Regions from separate parts of the Homo sapiens genome. Here region 1 is linked to region 2. Evidence: read pairs that join two places in POLR2A ChIA-PET (ENCODE). Cell type or tissue: GM12878. All regions are shown on one strand. Region 1 overlaps RHBDD1 (rhomboid domain containing 1). Region 2 overlaps DOCK10 (dedicator of cytokinesis 10).

Evidence for each region. ChIA-PET counts read pairs that join two places held together with the same protein. Peaks named below come from ENCODE experiments on the same cell type or tissue, not always from the same donor. Only the 100,000 strongest peaks of a DNase experiment are listed, where the experiment ranks them.
Region 1: POLR2A ChIA-PET joins it to region 2 with 8 read pairs; 1 of 35 experiments calls an interaction of 5 or more read pairs at or near these places.

Annotation. Positions count from the first base shown.
Region 1 is chr2:226,870,555-226,875,554 of GRCh38, forward strand. The region is part of intron 5 of RHBDD1 (rhomboid domain containing 1); the gene reads left to right. Among named protein-coding and RNA genes, the nearest start is that of RHBDD1, 37 kb to the left of the region's middle. In GM12878, a CTCF peak has its summit at 2,547; a DNase peak (open chromatin) is centred at 2,672; H3K4me3 peaks cover 635 bases; H3K27ac peaks cover 1,554 bases.
Region 2 is chr2:224,954,820-224,959,819 of GRCh38, forward strand. The region is part of intron 1 of DOCK10 (dedicator of cytokinesis 10); the gene reads right to left. Among named protein-coding and RNA genes, the nearest start is that of MIR4439, 53 kb to the right of the region's middle. RefSeq lists an enhancer at 2,929-3,318. In GM12878, no CTCF peak of the experiment used is centred here; a DNase peak (open chromatin) is centred at 2,968; H3K4me3 peaks cover 918 bases; H3K27ac peaks cover 1,802 bases.

The sequences.
Region 1 (5,000 bases), 1.9 Mb after region 2:
GTTGACCCCTGAACAACTTGGGGGTTAGGGATGCTGCGCCCCCATGTAGTTGAAAATTCATATATAATTTTTGACACCCCAAAGACTTAACTATCAATAGCCTACTATTGACTGAAAGCCTTACTAATAACATACACAGTCAGGTAACACACATTGTGCATGTTATATGTATCATATACTGTATTGTTACAGTAAGCTAGAGAAAATAAAATGTTATTAAGATCATCATAAAGAAGAGAAAATGTATGCACTATTTGTTAAGTGGAAGTGGATCATTATAAAGGTCTTTATCCTCATCATCTTCACATTGAGGAGGAGGAGGAGGAGAATAGGGGGAGGAGTTGGTCTTATTGTCTCATGGGTAGCAGAGGTGGAAGAAGATCCTCATGTAAGTGGACCTGCATAGTTCAAACCCATGTTGTTCAAGGATCCACTGTATTTGGTAAAATATGACAGCTGAAAGCATTACCCCCTAGGCTTTGGATACTGCTTCATTGCTAATATTTGACAAGAATAAAATTACTTTGACCCAACTAAAAATTATTTGGCTAGATTGATCAAATGAGAGAAAAAATATATTTTTTACTTGTTTCAATTTTTTATTATACAGATTTTCAATTATTTTTCAATTTAAATTTTATTTTCAATTTATTTTTCCACTTGTTTCAATTTTCTGTTTTCAAAAATATTTATAAATTTATAAATTTTCAAACATAAAGAAATGTTGATGCACCATTTGACAGTAAGTTGTAAACATAATAACTTCACCCCTAAAAACTTCAGCAGGCATCTGTTAAACAGAAAAATATAATTTTACAAAACCACATTACTGTTGTCATGCAAAAGAAAATTAACAGTAATTCCTTAATGTTGTTTAGTAATTGGTTCATGTTCAGATTCTCCTAGTGTTCAAAATGTCTTTAATAACTGTTGTGGCCAAAGGAGAACCAGGATCCAAAATTCATATATTGCCTTTGATTATTGTATTTATTTATTCTTGTATTCTAAGACGGTCTTCCCACCTTTTTACTTTTCCATGAAGTTGACATTTTAAAGATATCAGATCTCTCGTTTTATAGAATATCCCACACTCTAGACTTGTCTGCTTGTTTCCTTTGGGGCTTGTTTAACTTGTCCCTCTATCCGTTGCATTTCTGGAAACTGAAAGTTGGGTCTAAAGGCTTAATTAGATTCAGATTAAACTGGCTCTTTTTTGGCGATAATACTCCATAGGGATGATACATGTTGCATTACGTCAGGAAGGACATACATGCCAGGTGGCTCCTATGTTAGGAATTACAAGTTTAATTACTTGGTTAAGGTAGTCTCCATTATAAGGGCACCTTTATCCCTTTGGAATTAGCAAGTACTATATGAGGTGACACTTGGACATCATGCGGATAACTTGTTTCCAGTAACTTTTTGTCTAGATCAGTGGTTATCCTTGTCTGGATTGTTTATTTTAGGGGGAATTATAAAGGATGACTTCTTCATTGGTTATGCCTTTTATATTTGTTTGATGAGATTAATCCAGAGTTGGGGGTTAAGACCCCAAGGCAAGGAATTGAGGAAGATGAATGTTTGTCAAAGGCTGGTCTTAGTTTTATGGACTTCAAGCTTATTTGGTTTTATGGGTTCTCCTTAGGAAAAAAGTACAAAATTGCAGAAAAAAGTAAAAATTTTAAATGAGAAAGGGAAAGACAGTTCATAAAATTTTAAGACCTGACAAATATTATAAACATTATTAAATCCATACAAATAATATAATATTAATTCCCTGACACACCTCTGTAATATTTTCCCCGACAGGTTTTGCTGCATGCTTTCTGATCTCTTTTTCATATGAAAATAACCTGGCAATAGTATTTCCGTAGAGAGAACATCATGGTGGCTCAAAATTAGTTTTCTATTATTAAGAGTTTAGAAGAGCTTTCTTCACAGCTCATCATGTAAATTTTTAGAATCACTGTCCAACTTTGGAAAGCCTCTATCAATGTTTTTTTTACAGGCAAGCTGTAAAATTTCAGTACTTTTCAAGTTTTTGTGAAGTGATCAATATCAAATGTTTTTTGAATTGAATCAAATGTTGTCATTGACCTTTAGTGGCAAAGTGCAGGTTTTAGTTTTCTTCATTGATCTACTTTGTTCTTAAATCAGCAAGTAATTTAAGTACTTAATTAATGTTCTTATGATGCAGTCCTCTTTATTCATTGCCAGAAAGCCAAAGTCCTACTGATTATTTGTTTACACTTTCTGATGTGATTTGCATATAATTTTGTTTGAGAATTATAAACACAGGAATTCTGATAAAGTTAGTTTGCAGGATTCTCCAAAAAGGAAAGGAACATGGTACATTTATAATTGCATATACTGCATTATCATATATGTTCCTGATGTGGGAGAGCCTCTAATTTCAGTTTTGACTATATGAATGAGAAGTGAGTCCTCTTCTTACAGTTTTACATGCTTGGTGTTTGGAAGATTTTTCCAGACACTGGTCCTGATTCCAGCATGATGACTTTACTGCAAGTGCTAGCTGCCACAGGACACTTGAGAGTGCTGTGGGACCGCTGCTCTTGCATATCCTGTTATCATCCTGGTTACAAATGCACAGTGGGCATTAAGAGTATTTCTGGAAGCCATTTTTGCACTGTAAAGACTGGCAGTGACTCAGCTATGCACAGAAATGACCACAAACCACATAAATATACCATGCTGAACCCAAACCAAATGTATCCTCAACTCAACGTCCCTTTAGCTGAATCCCAAAAATGCCTGGGGCTACTCCAGTGACAACTGATATGGGAGGAAGTGTGACAGAGGGGGAGTTAGAGTGGAAAGAGACAGCAGTTTTAGTAGGTTGTGGTTAAGATATCTCACTTTCACAAGTATAAAAGAAATATGACCATGTGAACATGTTGCTGGGACCCCTCCCAGAGCTCTGAATGAGCCCAGGCAAGTGAGGGACCTGATGCCTCATAAGCTTCTTGGCAAAGCTGCATGTTTCTGTTGAGAGGGGGTTGGTGCAGTGATGACTCTGGGGAAGGGAAAGTAATGGAGCTGAAGAGCCTTGTAGACTGCAGGATAATGGAGGAATTAAGAGATAGGAGGTTTTGTCAAGTTTGAAAACGGAGAAAGCTGTGAGAATAGAAATTGGTAGTCAGAGGAGAGGATGCTGGAGTTGGTTTTGCTGGTGACATGGCCCTGAGAATGTCTATGATGGTATGAAATTGAGACATGGAGGAAGAAAAGGTCCTGGTAGTCAAGGAGTTGTTCAAGGGGTTGTGAGTTTAAGGTGTGGGTGGGTCTGTTTTCACACTGCTATAAAGAATATCTGAGACTGGGTGATTTATAAACCAAAGAAGTTTAATTGACTCACAGTTCCCCATGGCTGAGGAGGCCTCAGGAAACTTACAGTCATGGCAGAAGGTGGAGGTGATTCAAGGTCGTCCTACATGGTGGCAGGTGTAAGAGAGAGCACAGGGGAAGTACCAGACACTTATCAAACAACCAGATCTCATGAGAACTCACTATCATGAGACCAGCATGGGAGAAACTGCACCCATGTTCCACTCACCTCCTACCAGGACCCCCCTTGACACATGAGGAGTATATTCAGATTATGATTCAAGATGAGATTTGGGTGGGGACACAGAGCCAAATCATATCAGGAAGATTATCTGCATGGACAGTGCCATTACCTAGGAGGACTGTAGGAGGTAGGGTTGGGGGACAAAGAATGTGAGGCTACTCTGGTGTTCTCTATGGATGTCAGGAAATGGTATTGGAGGCAGATAGTAGACAGCATCTTTATTAGTTTCTTATTGTTGCTGTAACAAAGTACCACAAACCTGGGGGCTTACAATAACACAAATTCCTTCTACAGTTGGTGTTGTCAGGGTGGAGTTCCCTCTAGACTCTAGAGCAGTTTGTAGGGGAGAAACTATTACCTTACTCCTTCCAGCTCCTGGTGGCTGCTGCCATTCCTTAGCTTGGGGCTGCATCACTCCATCTCTGTGTCCAGGGTCATGTGGCCTTCTCCTTTTTCTATCTGTGTTAAATATCCCTCGTCTCTTTCTTATCAGGACACTTGTGATTGCATTTAGGAGTCACCCTGGTAATCCTGGATGATCTCTGTACCTCAAGATCCTTAATCACACTTGCTAAATCCTTGCCATATATGGTTACATTCATCAGTTCCAGGGATTTGGATGTAGATGTCTTTTGGGGAACCATTATTCAGCCTACTACAGCATAAACAAAAAATAGAAAGTGATGGAAATTCAAACTCAGAATGCCAATCCCATGTGTCTCAGCCTGTGCGTGTGCGCCTCTCTTCCCTCTCCCTGGCATGCCTTTTATTGTCTCCTTGTGAATTCCTGGTTATTCAAAACCCAAATCACATAGTATCTATTGTATGCTACTTCCCCTGATTCCTCCAGGCAGTGTTAATTACTTCTTTGTCTTTGCTTCTGTAGTGTTTGTAGATTTATCTACCGTAAGCCCTTCCTCCATCATAATTAATCTGTGTTTTTCACTTTCTTTCTAGGCTATGAGCTTCTTTAGGGGCTGTTTCTTGTTTACCTTTGTATCTTAACCATCTGCCTGACACAAAGTAGGCAATTAGTAAATATTTGTTGTTGGATGGACATAAGATAAGGAGCATCAGTTGTTTTCATGGTTGCTGTTTGGCTTGAAATGGCTTGCTAGATTGCTTTATGAACTGTCTCAGGTATTTTTACTTTATTCTTTCCATTGTAAGGTGGACTGATATCTCATTGTTTTAGAACTTGGTATCTCACTCAAATGTAAGGAGGTAGTAATCTTGAACAATTCTGAATTAAATCTTTAGTAAAAGAGAATGTTTATTCCCTCATGTGCCTGTGCTTTTGAGATCCTTGTTAAATGTTGACCTAAATCAATACACTATTTCCGTACCCATCGAGACTTCACAGTTTAGCAAAAGAAACACTAACTACCCCCCAAACCAGAACAGAAGG
Region 2 (5,000 bases):
TATTTTTCATTATACTATTTTTCCTCTACCTTTTAAAGAAAATGAAAAGCATTCCGAGCTGAAGCAGATTTCTTCCACAAATGATCAGGTGAAGACACACAAATACAGCCTCCAAGAAGATGAGGCTGAGGAGATCTGAATCAATGCAGTTATCTTTTTATCTTATAGGGACTGTTTTCCAATTGCATTTTCCCTAGAGACAGAGGTATCCTGTCTGCTTGCTGGCTTGGAGCCTACTCCAGCTTCCCACTACTGGCAAAATTAACTACAGACCAATGTTATTTCCTTTAAAATAAAACAAGCACCTAAAATTGCCCTCCTGTAGCCATTCAAACTACTCATTACCTTGCTTTCAATATGAATGTCACTCACTGTTTAATAATTACCCTGAAAAGCACATTGTATGTAAGTTTTGTGGGGAGACTAAGGTCTTTCAAATCTGTAAAGCTCTAATGGAAAAATTGGTCAATTTATGGAATACCACCATTACATATGCTTTATTCTTGTGGCTGTCTTTTTACTGCAGAAGGATTTGTCTTTATAAATGGAAGGCAATAAAGCATTATTACCTAAGCAATTTTGAGAAGGAAACTAATTGTCATGTAAATGCCAATTGCTGAGTGTGAAGGCAACCAGATATCTAGACCAACAATTTATTGCTAGTGGATCAGATTGTTAGCCTAGGTACAATCCCTGTAACCCAGTCGACTCCACAAACCACTTATTTAATGGCACCGTAATGCATTTGTGTCTTTTAAGGCCTCCACCAGGAGATAAAGCTAATACAATACTTTGATTTAAGTGTTTAATGCCTTGCATTGTGGAAATTGGAGAATAATGGTAGGGTCTTGGGTTTGCAATCAAGAACTTTGTGTTTTGCAGATAACTAATTGTTGAATTTCCTTTATTTAGTTGTGCACACTGCAGTAAATTCTTGACATTTTGAAGTCCAGTAGTTAAGGTCCCCAATTAAAGGGCAAATTAACCTCTGGGTATGTGTTCTGCACCTCACTAGGTAAACAAGAAGAACTGAAATAGCAGAGAAACAAGAATTGGATACCTCTCATAAGGGCACCCATATGTATTTAATCTAGTTTATGAGAATGACTCTCTGTCAAACATTGTTCGTGTCTGTCCAGTGCCAGGAATCAATGATAAGAGAGAATTAGAACAGACTATACACAGTCCATGTGGGGAGATGATGGTACACATAAAACACAAAAGGCAGAAACGAAGTGACAAATGAAGAATATGGGTTGCAGCATCTGAAAACAAAGGAGAACATTGTGTTGGCCAAGGTGAAGCAGGATTTCTTCATACAAGCACTGAGACTTGATTTGGGACCTGGACAATAGTAGGACTTTGAAAGTTACTACTATAACCCCAAGAGAAGAGACTCTCCAGTGTTTGTAAGAATCACATGGATAAGTTGTTTAAAATGTGGATTCCTTGACCCTAACCAGGAGCTCAGTAGCTCTCATTTGGGGGGTTTAGTAATCTGGCTTTATAAAGACCATCCATTGGCGGGCACGGTGGCTCATGCCTGTAATCCCAGAACTTTGGGAGGCCAAAGGTGGGTGGATCATTTGAAGTCAGGAGTTCGAGACCAGATTGGCCAACATGGTGAAACTCTGTCTCTACTAAAAATACAAAAATGAGCTGGGCATGGTGGCATGCACCTGTAATCCCAGGTACTCAGGAGCCTGAGGCAGGAGAATCACTTGAACCTCGGAGGTGGAGGTTGCAGTGAGCCGAGATTGCACCACTGCGCTCCAGCCTGGGCAACAGGGCGAGACGCTACCTCAGAAAAAAAAAAAAAAAAAAAAAAAAAGAGCATCGAAGTGATGCCTGTTAAAGACACTACACAGACCACACTTTGAGAAACAATGCCTCAGAAGCTGGTTCACCTAATAGTTTTCTTAGGCAGAAAATCATATAATAGTGCCCTCTGTGGCACTACCTCCCAACACAAACTATTTTTATACTGCACGGAGATCTCATTTATAAAATCAAATATTCTCTTTTCCTAATGTATACTCAGTCAGGTGGAATTAACTAACCAGCTGGATCACACCGCATGTTTAGGAAATGGAGGAGAAAACCCTGGAATAAAGCCAGCCTCTTCACTGGCCACGGCTGTGCTTGGAATTTGTAAACCTGGTCATGCTTGTCATGTCCCTCAGGTATTGTCTAAATCAGGGTTTCTTAAACTCAGCACTATTGACATCTTGGATCTGATCATTTGTTGTTTGTGTGTGGGGGTGTCCCTTGTATTGCAGGATGTTTTGTAGCATCCCTGGCTGGCCTCTACCCATGGATACCAGTAGCAAACTCCCCGCCCTCTGCTGTGCCCATCTGTGACAGCCACTGAGGTCCTCAGAAGTTGCCAAAACTTCTTGGGGGAGGGCAGGGAAAAATCTCTCCCCAACCCTAGGTCTAAATCTAGTATTTAGTTTTTACTTTCCGCCCCCCCCCGGCTTTGTTTTTCGGAGATGGGGTCTCACTCTGCCACCCAGGCTAAAGTGCAGCGGTGTGATCATAGCTCACTGCAACCTTGAACTCTTGGGCTCAAATGACTCTCTTGCCTCAGCCTGCTGAGTAGCTGGGATTACAAATGTGTATCATCACACCTTTTTTCATTTTAATTTTTTTTGAGGTGGGGTCTTGCTATGTTGCCCAATCTAGTCTAGAACTCCTGGTTTCAAGAGATCCTCTCACCTCAGCTTCCTGGTAGCTGAGATTACAGGTGTGAGCCACCAAATCCAGTATTTCCTTGATGATGGCTTCCAGAGCCAGGGATCTCCTGGCAGATGGTGGAGATTTCTCTTTGGACCAGAGTTAGTACCTCTTGAAAGCCGAGCTGACTTGCTTGGAAGAACCTCAGACCTACTGTCCTTCAAATCAGTGCCCTCTTTCACTTCTCTACATGTCTCAAAACACCACTATTCAAATTAGTGCATAAGCCTAGGTTTCTGTTTCTGTTCTGGGACGTCTCTATTAAAATGCAGCTTCACTTGCCTGGAAAAGCTACAAACCCATTATAATCTTCAATAACTTAGAATATTATCTCAGAAGAGGCAAACTGGTCACCTAGGCAAAGGCCCAAGGAATTGGGGATGAGGATACACGTTTCAAGCATGAAAGCATGTCATTGGGACTGTGGTGTTGGCCACTGTGGGTAAGACCACTGTGCTGGCCTTCACACTTACTTGCCAGGTACCTCTGGGTGACTTCCCTAACCTCTCTGGAAATGAGTCTCCTTATCTGCAAAATAAAGATAACCACAGTATCTACTTTATTAGATGTTGTGAGGCTTATTAATAGAATATTGGTGAAGTGCTTAGCGCCATGTGTGGAATATAATAAAATGCTCAGTGGATGTCAGTTGTAAGTTGGATTATAAAGTAATTGTGTTGAGGTCATCTTGAGCTGCGCTGCTACAGTGTATGGTTTATGAGTGCAGGATGATCCTAGCTGCTCATGCATTGAGCATTAGGAGGAGGAGCTCCGGGCACAAAAAGGGCACCAGCTCCGGGCACAAAAAGGGCACCTCGAAAGTGGCAGTGAAAGGAATAGGATGCTTCAGAAAGGAAGGGAGTAGCCAGAAGACCCCTTGGTTTGGATAAGGATAATTAGGTTAAACAGCCTCTCTTCCCCTGCACACTCACTCCTTCCACAACTGACCTCTTTGTGCTCATTGTGTCTTGCAACACTGGCTATTTCATTTTTAAATCCCCTCTGTGCACAACTACAAAAGGTTCCAATTATCCTATTTCTGTCATCTCCCTTTATCCCACAAAGAAGACTCAAATTCCAAGGAAGTTAAGAAAGCCAAGTTTTAACCAATATCATATGTTTAAAAAAAAAAAAGAACTTTTCATGGTTACTTTTCTGCCTAAGCGGGACTGTAAATTCCCAGAGCAATAAACAGTATCCTCTTTATGTTTCAACGGTGCGGGATCTCCTACTGGCATGTGGCAAATACCAACATTATAATTACCAATTTGATGTTGTGAACAGCAGAAAAGAGTATTGCACTTTGTTTTCTCCCCGTCTTCCTCTTTTTCCTTTGAATAAATTTCCAAGGCCACGGAAAGGTATTAAAGTACACTGACAAAGAGACATTTAATCTGACTTTGTTCTCTTTTGCAAGGGTATCATAGATTGGGAAGGAGATCCGCTACCTAGACTGCATCAAAAGATCTTTGGCAGCATTTAAAATTGGCATCCTTCTTGCTTTGGTTGGCATTAGGGAACATATTTTCAGGAACCAGTTCTGAATTTGTGTTGACTTCTTCTTTCTCACTGCCCATAACTACAGAGTGGAGACTGCCATGATAAGCCATTTCTTTTTTTCTTTTAGGCAGAGTGCATCTCACTGCATTCACAGTGAGGAGAGCATTGGATGGCATCAGGAAGCCTGTATTCAACATCTATCGCTGATAGGTTGAGTGACCTCAGGCAAAAACAGTAATCTTTCTGGACTTCTTGTTCTGAAGCTTTTTTTAAAAAAACTCTAAACTTCTATGTTTGTGTGTTTTTAAATAAAACAACTTGTATCAGCCATTTCCAGGTAAACCTACAACCGGACCCCAAAAAATAAGCCTTTATTATTTTCTTTTTTTTTTTTTTTTTACCTCAAGTACCACTTAGGCAAGAAAAATGATTTTTCAATCAGAGCTCCTCTTTCTCCACATTTAGTCCAGATGATGCACCCAAAAAGATGCTACTGTCTCTCATTCCCTGCTCTCAGCTGGATTCTACTTCAGAAGGAAACAGCTGTGCCTTCTCACTAGATGACATTGCCCTTGACATGATTTGTAAATAAAGCACTGGAAATAATTTTGGGGCTGTTTTCACACCCACTTAATTTATTGATAATATCTTGCTAAAATCTGAATATTCAGTTATGTATTTTTAACATCTCATTACTTTCGCCTTGAATACAGCTGCAAAACGGAAGCCGACACTGGGAAACCCTTCCTTTCCAACAGGCCTGA